Linked DNA regions of Homo sapiens: region 1 is linked to region 2. A link is an interaction called in ENCODE POLR2A ChIA-PET data of the cell type or tissue named here. Cell type or tissue: OCI-LY7. All regions are shown on one strand. Each heading gives the region's core, and the rest is flanking DNA. Links, peaks and the distances in the headings are about the cores only.

Evidence for each region. ChIA-PET counts read pairs that join two places held together with the same protein. Peaks named below come from ENCODE experiments on the same cell type or tissue, not always from the same donor. Only the 100,000 strongest peaks of a DNase experiment are listed, where the experiment ranks them.
Region 1: POLR2A ChIA-PET joins it to region 2 with 5 read pairs; 3 of 35 experiments call an interaction of 5 or more read pairs at or near these places.

The regions. Positions count from the first base shown.
Region 1 is chr10:5,994,579-5,999,587 of GRCh38, reverse strand. No RefSeq gene overlaps it. Among named protein-coding and RNA genes, the nearest start is that of IL15RA, 20 kb to the right of the region's middle. In OCI-LY7, for the core only: no CTCF peak of the experiment used is centred there; no DNase peak of the experiment used is centred there.
Region 2 is chr10:6,067,290-6,072,298 of GRCh38, reverse strand. It overlaps the pseudogene RPL32P23. Among named protein-coding and RNA genes, the nearest start is that of IL2RA, 7.4 kb to the right of the region's middle. RefSeq lists a silencer at 3,589-3,678. In OCI-LY7, for the core only: a CTCF peak has its summit at 3,372; DNase peaks (open chromatin) are centred at 2,968 and 3,728; H3K4me3 peaks cover 1,616 bases; H3K27ac peaks cover 2,500 bases.

The DNA of each region.
Region 1 (5,009 bases), core at 1,541-4,040, 73 kb after region 2:
ACAGAAATGGAGGGACCCCAGCCCGCCTCCCGTGTGTGGCCCATCGTAACCAAGCCGGGCCCCCTCCCCACAGGGCTCCCTGGGTGCGGACCCCTAACAGTAGCTCTCCAAGGAAGAGGGGAATGAAATCCTAAGGAGGGTTTTGAACCAAACTCTGACTGAATTAATAATTCACCTGAGAAATTACTGAAGTAGACAAGGGGAAAGACACAGAGTGGATACGGTTCAGTCAAGAGCCCCAGGCAGATCAGGGGTTTGGAAGGGGAAATGACGGGTCGGGACTCTCAAATATGCGTCTCCCCCCAGGTCCTGCAAGGACCGTCTGCCCACTCTACCCAGAAGAATCAAACGGCATCTCTCCTCCACGAACCACAACTGTGGGACTCACAGGCTTTTCTTTCCTCTTCTCCAGTAGTTTCCCTGCCCAGAGATGTCTCAGGGTTATCATTTTATTTTTTAATTTCTATTTTAGATTTGGGGGTGCATGTGCAGATGTGTTACGTGATTACGTTGCATGATGCTGAGGTCTGGACTTCTCATAAGGACGGTTAATCATTTAAAATTAATAAACCAGCCGGGCACAGTGGTTCCTGCCTGTAATCCCAGCACTTTGGGAGGCCAAGGTGGGAAGATCATTTGAGATCAGGAGTTCGAGACCAGCCTGGCCAACATGGCAAAACCCTATCTCTAATAAAAATACAAAACTTAGCTGGGCATGATGGTTCACACCTGTCATCCCAGCTACTTGGGAGGCTGAGGCAGGAGAATCGCTGGAACCTGGGAGGCAGAGGTTGCAGTGAACCGAGATTGCAACACTGCACTCCAGCCTGGGCAACAGAGACTCTGTCAAAAAAAAAAAAAAAAAAGAAAGAAAAAGAATTCTAAGGGCTAGCCATCAAACCTGACCCTTGATATGCTAGAGGGACATTAGTGACCATTCTCTCTGGAGAAAGTAACCTGGCTGAGAAGACTATTGATTGTTTTGCTTCAAAATCCTATTTTAAATATGCCCCTACTAGATGATCCAGTCATGCTTCTCCTAGAAAAGTTTTAGGATAAATTAAAATGTGTGTGTATATATATATTTGTGTATATATATGTATATATATATATATATTTGTATGAAAATGTTCATCACAGCTTTATTTATTATTGCCAAAAACAGTAAACAACCCAAATATCCATCAACAAATTACATATTCTTTTTTTTTAAGACACTATTTCACTCTGTTGCCTAGGTTGGAGTGCAGTGACACAATCTCAGCTCACTGCAACCTCCACCTCCTGGGTTCAAGCAATTCTTCTGCCTCAGCCTCTTGAGTAGCTGGGACTACAGGCACATGCCACCATGCCCAGCTAATTCTTTTTTTTTTTTTTTTTTGGTAGAGATGGGATTTCACCATGTTGATCAGACTGGTCTCGAATTCCTTACCTCAAGTGATCCGCCTGCTTTGGCCTCCCAAAGTACTGGGATTACAGGCATGAGCCACCACACCTGGCCCAAATTATATATTCATTTAACGGAAGACTCTTCCACAACCAAAGGGACAAGCTACGAGTGCACACAACAGGCAGAAGCGCAAGACAAAATGCTGAGTAAAGAGGCCAGATGAGAGATCATGCACCATACAATTCTGTTTCTGTGACTTTAGAGTAGGAAAACTCATCTGTGACAAAAAAAAAAAAAAAAAAATAGAACAATGTTTGCCAGGGACAGAGGGTAGTGTAGGAATTGACTGTAAAGGGACACCAGGGATCTTTCTGAGGAAAAGGAACTATCTTATGACTTGATAGAGGAAAGGGTGTTTGCATTTGTCAAAACTCATGTAAAGCAGATCTTAATTTAAAACGTCAACGCTATTTGAGTATCAGAAGTGTTTCATTAAATCTACATTGCTATAAGATTCACCATGATTTTATTTACTCCTAGGAAATAAAGGGGAAAAGAGCATCACCACTAAAACTGTGACACACTGTAGGCTGTAAGACACATCTGACTTAGAAATGCTAAATGTGAGGGTTAACATATGTTTTCGAATCAATGATCTTTAAGAGTTTAGTCCTTTCTTTGCGTTTCTCTATAACAATCCTAAACTCATCACTCCCCACAAAACAGGTAGATGCCCCAGGCCAACAAAAATAAAGACTGAGGTCTCAGGAAGACAAAAGAGAAAAGCACGTTAATTATTTTCTAAATATAATTCTTATAAAACAGACATATCAACCCACAGTTCTTAATTAACTTGTTTAAGTTCAAAGTCTGTCACTAATTACTGAACTGTTTTTATTTGATTACTAAAGAGACAAGGATACTCTTCAGCCCCGACTTTAGTGCAAAACTGTTCTCTTTACAGCAAACTGAAATCTGCGTTTATCACATTTAGCTTCTGCTTGTGGAAATCTGTTTAGCAAGCTCCCCTTCTAGAACACAAGTCTCTAGATTACAATGGTTGGTGAATAGTGGAAAGAAATGTCTTTGAACTCAAAATTTATTTTTTCCCCTTATTTAGCAGTGTATCTGGGAAGGTGGAATTTACATTTATTTAATCCTGGGTCCCAATCTCTTCTCTATCGGGATGGATATTCCTCGTTACCATAAAACACAGCTTCTTATCCCCATTATGAGTACTGGCCCCTTCGTTATGCAAATGTGCAGCAGTGAAGCAACTCTGCCCCTGAGGAAAGCGTGTAACAAGACCTTTAATCAATGGAAAGGCCACCCTTCCAGAACTGACCTTTCAGCTTGCAGGGCTTCTCAGTAGGCAGTAAGTAAATTTCCAAAGGCACTTCCTGGGAAGAGAGAATCTGATACCCAGACACCTTCCTTTGTGAGGCTCAATGTGTATAGAATTTCTCTAATATATGAAGATGATCCCAATGAGGTGTGCTGATGGAAAAATACATCACAAGTTACAACACACCGTGAGGTCACAAGAAATCTGTACTGGTGATCCAGGCCCAAAGCCACGTCTTGAATATTTCTGGGAATGGCTAGAACTAGCACAGCACATAAATAAGTCTGTTCTAGTAAACATGCACTGGGAGTTGTTTCTATCAGTATCCAGCCAAGGGGGTAAAAACCTTTCTATGGGCCGAGTGTGGTGGCTCATGCCTGTAATCCCTGCACTTTGGGAGGCAAAGCCAGGCAGATCACCTGAGGTCAGGAGTTCGAGACCAGTGTGGTCAACGTGGCGAAACCCTGTCTCTATTAAAAATACAAAAATTAGCTGGGCATGGTGGTGCATGCCTATAATCCCGGATACTTGGGAGACTGAGGCAGAAGAATCGCTTGAACCCAGGAGGCAGAGGTTGCAATGAGCCAAGATTGCGCCACTGCATTCTAGCCTGGGCAGAGCAAGACTCTGTCTAAAAACAAACAAACTAACTAACAAAAAACCCATCTTTCTATGTATTTGAAACAGAAGGGGATTTAATACAGGCAACTGGTTACACAAGTTTTGGAATTTTTAGCAGAGCAAAAGGTGGGGTTACCTACAGATCAGTGTCTAAAGGAAGTCCCTACTGCCCCCAGAGTTTGAGTTACAAAAGGTATTATTACCAGAGCCTATGAGCACATACTTGCTGCTATGGCTGCTGTTACGGCCACCTCTGCTACCAGGGAGGTGATATTCCTACTGATGTTGAGGATCCTGGAACTCTATGATCCTTCTAAATCTGTTGCCAGGAGTAAAATGGCTTTTGCATTCTTCCTACTTATAATTTTGTGTTATTGAACAAAATCACCTGGACTTAATTGGTAAGAGAGATTAGGAAATGTAGTTTTCAGACTTCTAGACTGAGCAGTAACAGAGAGTATATGGAAGGACTACTATGGGACTTAATACCAACAGTCAATATCTGGCACAGGAAGAATGATTGAATGTGACTGAACTTGAGTGAAACTTCATTAAATTCTTGGACGGGAAATCACCAGGGGCATCACTACAGTAATGGACAGAGATGTATCAGGCCATGCCAAAATTATTTTCAACAGTGACGCTAGTGTATGGTAATATCAGAAACAATAGAAGTAGTAGACTAATTAATGTCGCAAATTCTCTGCCTCTGGTTTTTGTCAGATGTGGTTGGAATGGCCACAGGTTGGCTTCTGTGAATATCAAATTATCTTTCTGACCTCTCTATGGAAAGCGATCTTATAAAATCATTGTTGGCTGTGTGTGGTGGCTCACACCTGTAATCCCAGCACTTTGGGAGGCCAAGGTGGGCAGATCATTTGTTGTCAGGAGTTTGAGACCAGCCTGGCCAACATAGCAAAATCCCATTTCTACTAAAAATACAAAAAAAAGAAAAAAGAAAAATTAGTCATGCATAGTGGCTCATGCCTGTAATCCCAACTACTCAGGAGGCTGAGGCGCAAGAATCACTTGAACCCAAGAGGCAGAGGTTACAGTGAGCTAAGATCATGCCATTGCACTGCAGCCTCGGCAACAGAGCAAGACGCTGTCTCAAAATAATAATAATAATAATAAATGCAGCTGAAAACATTATAGAAGTATGTTAAACAATTAATTTTTAACATATTATTTTTCTAAATTATGTAATATTTGTGTTATTTGCAAACTTGTCAAAATATGTAATTTGTTGTGTTTTATTTTATCATTCCTTCACTTTTATACCTATAAAAAGAGAGAAAGGCTATGGCCCAACCTGCTTTCAATGACCATTAGGACCCCAAACTGCTTTCTGTCCATTCTTTAACTCATTTTATTTTTAATTTGTGTCTTATGTCATTTGAGAAAATAGTCTGGGATTGGCAAGTGGCACTGGTGTTCATTTAAAAATAAATAAAAAGTCTGGCTACAGGGTTGTGCGTTTTAATGCTTGTTTCAAAACAAGCTATTAGTATCCTCAATTTTCTCTATTAATTTTGTTTTAATTTCATTGGCTTCTGCTGGGTTTATTATTTGCTTCATTCTGCTTACTTTCCGTTTTATTTGCTTTTCTTTTTATATTTTCTTTAGGTAGAAGCTGAGATCATTGAGTTGAGA
Region 2 (5,009 bases), core at 1,536-4,035:
TGGCACAATCGGTAGCTCACTGCAGCCTCAACCTTCCAGGCTCAAGGATCCTGCCACCTCAGCCTGCTGAGTAGCCGGGACTACTGGCACGCACCAACACACCCAGCTAATTTTTAATTTTTTTCTAGAGAATCTGGTCTCACTATGTTGCCTAGGCTGGTCTCAAATTCCTGGTCCCAAGCAATCCTCCTGCCTTAGCTTCCCAAAGTGCTGGGATTACAGGTGTGAGCCCCCACACCCAGCCCACTTCCGCTCTTAGGGAGAGGCGAGTGCATTTCAGAGAGCACTCGATGCTCCCAAAAGAAGAAGTTGACAGAGCCCACGTCCCCTCAGCCCTTCACACAGCCTCCCCTTGTCTTCCTCTCCTACTCAGCACTGTGGCTGCACTAGGACCCCTCATGATGACCAAGATCCTCATAAAGAGGACAAGAAGTTCATCCAGTACCAGTCAGGCCAATATCCCAAAATTAGCATAACTGGCAGAAATGCAGAGGCATCAACAACTCCTCTTGACAACAGGGTTGGTAGAAGAATCAAGGGCCTAATTTTGATGCCTGGCACAGGTTATGGGAGCAGCAGAGTACATGCTGCCCAGCGGCTTCCAGAAGCTCCTGGTCCACCCCGTCAAGAAGCCGGAGGTCCTGCTGAGGTGCAACACATCTCAGTGTGCTGAGACTGCCCTCAATGTTGCCCCCAAGAACTGCAAAGCCATCCTGGAAACAGTGGCCCAGCTGCCCATTGGAGTCACCAATCCCAGTGCCAAGCTGTGCAGCAAAGAAAAGGATTAGACTGCTCATGTGCACGTTTTATTTGTTTTTAAATTAAAAAACAAAAAAAAGAAAGAAGGAGGAAGTGGAGGAAGAGGAAGGAGGAGGGAGGAGGAGGAGGAATTTACATCAGCAGGCCGATCACATACTAGTCCTTGAATTCATGGTTGAATGTACTGACCATTCTCCCTACGGACACTTGAAGGTTTCCATCAAACCCTTCATAACATATTGCATAATTGTGGACTCTAGACTTGGGCCACAACTGAGTGATTTTTTTTTTCTCAAACCCAATTCCACAAAGTAAAAGCCTGATGAAATACAGTGAAGGCTGATGCCTTATTAACTGTGTTTCCCAAATCCAGAGCTCTAAAAAGGTTCTGCATACAGTCATTCATTCAATGCTTAACGACTGAGCATTAATTCCATGCTAAGTACTGAACTCAGCACTAGGAATAAGAAGGCGACCTAGAGGCATATCCTCTCTCTAAAGATGCATAGAGCCTCATTGGAATGATCAGCCGTGTCTCCAGAGAGCTACAAGGCAGTTTTCAATTGGTAAATGCCCTGAGAGTGATGGGCTTGTGGCATGTGTAAGGGTTAGACAGACCTGGGACCTAGACATGACACCACTCCTGACGAATTATGTGAGTGTGGGTGTTTCACAACCACAATGAGATGCAATGCCTGCACTTGTAACATGGAAATAGTGATGGCATGCCGGCCCCGCCAGATTGCTGTGAGAAGTCAGCGGCAGAGACATGCAACATTCTCAGCACAGTGCTTGCCATGTAGTAAGGGCCTAGTCAGTGCTAGTGATTCCTTTCAATATTCCTAAGATGCAGATAAGGGAACAGCCCAGAGGAGGGGGAGCACTTCCAGAGGGAGGGATGCGGTGAGACTTCCTTCAGCAGGGTAGCACTGGAGCTGGGTGTTAAGGAGTGAGTGAGCTTTGGGCTTATGGATTTAACAGAGGAAACCAAGAAAAGAGGAGGCGGTGTTGCAGGAACAGTGAGCAGTTGATGATTTTTATTTTGTTCTCTGGTCTGCTTGGGAACATTTTTGTGGCAAAGACAGCATGAAGGATAGCGAAGAATTAATACTGAAGAGATAGGCCAGGGCAGGTTATGAAGGATTTTGAATACCGGGCTAAGAAATGTGGGCTTAATTTCAAAGACATTATGGACACTCCTAAAATGTTACGTTGTAGATAAGGGAAAAGTATTCTTCCAGAAGATTAAATTGGGGCTGGGCACGGTGGCTCACGCCTGTGATCCCAGCACTTTGGGAGGCGAAGTGGGCAGATCACCTGAGGTCAGGAGTTTGAGATCAGCCTGGCCAACGTGGTGAAGCCCCATCTCTACTGAAAAAAAAAATTAGCCGGGCATGGTGGTGGGTGCCTGTAATCTCAGCTACTTGGGAGGCTGAAGCAGGAGAATCACATGAACCTGGGAGGCAGAGGTTGCAGTGAGCCAAGATTGCACCACTGCATTCCAGTGGGCGACAGAGCAAGACTCAGTCAAAAAAAAAAAAGATTAAACTGGAAGCAATGGGTAAGAATGGTGGAGTGGAGAGACACATTTGAGTGAGGGAAGCCAGCTGAAAAGCTGTACAGACGTCTAGACAAAATGTGACACAAGCATGCCTTCACCTCCCTGCAAAGACCACAGACCACTGAGCTCCAAAGGGGGTTTGGAATCCTTGTCCTGGGCCGCCATTGGTAACTCATCAGTGCTGGCTTGAGAGATAAACTCTATTATCCATCCCTGAACTAAAATCATGACAGAAGTGGCCAGGGAGCTTTGCTGCTATCCCCCCAGGAAACACGTCCTCCACTCAAATGGAAAGAGGACCCTCTGACAACATCTGTGGGACCCAACAGCACTGGTCACCACAAGCCACAAAATGTTAACAAAGTCAGTTTTCAATTGTTAGGGACGGAGGACTCAGTTCATGATTCATACAAACCAACTGTTCTCTCCCAGTGTTTTCTGGGTGGCACAACCCACAAGTCAACAGTGGCTTGGGAACTAGACATTTGAGTAGAGTTGGGTTATTTGATTCATAGTGGATTTTGGTTTTCCACGGGACCCCTGTGCCCTTGTCTAGTAGAATCTGGTGGAAATTACAAACTGCAGAAATTCAACTCAGTGCCGCAATAACAGGATGCACCTGTAGATTTCGTAGAATTAGCAGCAGCATTCTTTCAATACCAGTTTGAGAGAAATAACCCTGTTTGCATAGTGCCAACTGGGGCAGAATCTGAAGTGTCTTGCCTGCCTCTCGGCCATGGGAGGCACCGATCTCAGCAACATCTATCCAACCGCCATCCACTTAACAAGCAAAGATGGAAGGCCCTCGTGCTCCAGGCTATCCTGCAATGGTTCATTTGCTTTTGATGGGATTATCACTTTGACAGATGTGCTTGCAATTAACTGGGGGCTTTCTGCTTCCAATCCAAATTCCCACAGGTGGATCACTGGCTCTTGGGGAGCAAAAACCCTTCTTTGTTTGTTTTTGCTTCTCCCAGAGCCTGGGCAGAGCTCCCCATTCCTGGATCCTACGTTGATATGCACTGAATTGAATTATACTAAAGGGTGCACCCAAGAGTGCATGAGCGAAGTAAAATGTAATTTGTGGGACCTCATGTGGACATTTCAGGTCCGTGTGTACAAGATAAAGGAGAGAAAATCCTGGGGGACACCACAGGCCTGGGAAAATGACCTCCTACTAAGCCTAACAAGAACATCCAGTACATAAACAGCAGGCTCTCTGCAACCGCTTCAGTCCTTCCACTGCCACGCTCCCAGAAAGCAAAGGGTTATCTCCTGTTCGGATTTTGGCTCTGAGACCACAGCTCAGCACATCACTCCTCTAGAGAAAAGAAAGTCTAAGATGAGAGAGTGAGGCTGCTTTCATGTGGTGCCAGCGTATAGTGCAGGGCAGGCCTGATTGCTGAACGGATCCCTGCAGACGTGAGCGGTCACTTCCCCTTTTGAGGGCCCATTTCTTTTCCTCTTTGAGGAGACTGTGAGCGTCCTCAGTGCAGGGCTATGTTTTAGCTTCTTGGCTCTCCTCACAGGTTCTAGCATAATTCTTTGATTAATTGCAGTCAACGTTTATTGATGGATTATGTGACAGAGGTGAAATTCTTTGATCTGGGTTTCAGCTTTTCCTTTCCCCCACTCCCTCCTTTTTCTTTTTTTTTTTTTTTTTTTTAGAGGCGAGGTCTTGCTCTGTGGCCCTGGCTGGAGTGCAGTGGTGCAATCATAGCTCATTGCAGCCTTGACCTCCTGGGGTCAAGCGAACCTCAACGTCTTGGCCTCCTGAGTAGCTGGGACTATAGGCATGCGCCACCACGCTCAGCTTCACCTTTTCCTTTCCTTGTGCTCCCCTGGCAGATATGCTGGTAAACAATGAACCAGTCAAGAGGACAGCAACAGGAGGAAAATGGGAGAAACCCCATTATTCGTGGACTAAACAGGCTTCCCACTAGTCCTGGCTCACAGAGGAAGTCATGCTCCATGTTTCAAATGTCCTCAAAGCTCGTTCAACTCCAAAATGCATGAAGACAAAATGGGAATTTTACTCAAGATTTTTGTGGGCTGTTGGGGAGAAGAGTTAACATTGCAAAGCATATTGCAAACTCTTATCTTCAAATGATTTTAAAATTTTCTTCCAAGCTCTTTATTATTTCTCCAGAGCTGCCCTGCTCTTCCCACTCTGGGTCCTTTCTCTGCCACTCTCCTCAGCATGACTTCTCCCTAATCGGCCAGCATTTCTTTTATTCTATAGAGCAAGTTTTCTTGCCCTGGGCACCTCTCATTTGCATGTTATACCACCACACCAAGTGAGCCTCAGAGCACCAGTGTTTTAATCCCTGAAAACAGTCCTTACGGGATTCAGCACAGAGGTCCTCTTGGCAGCCTGTAGTCTCCAGAGTGACACGTCCTCAACAGTCAAAGTGAGCAAGCTATGGTGCCCATCACCAAGTGGGGCTCACCATTTCCCTCTGCGTTCACTTCTCTCCTACCTTCTTCCTTATCCCATCCTTCCTCCTTCCTTTTTTTTTCTGCATTCAATTATTCATGGTTATTCATTTCATACGGGCATCTGTGCCACTTGGTTCTACAGGCATTTTTTTTTTTTGAGACAGACTTTTGCCCTTGTCCCCCAGGCTGGCGTGCAGCGGTGTGATCTTGGCTCACTGCAATCTCCACCTCCTAGGTTCAAGCAAGTCTC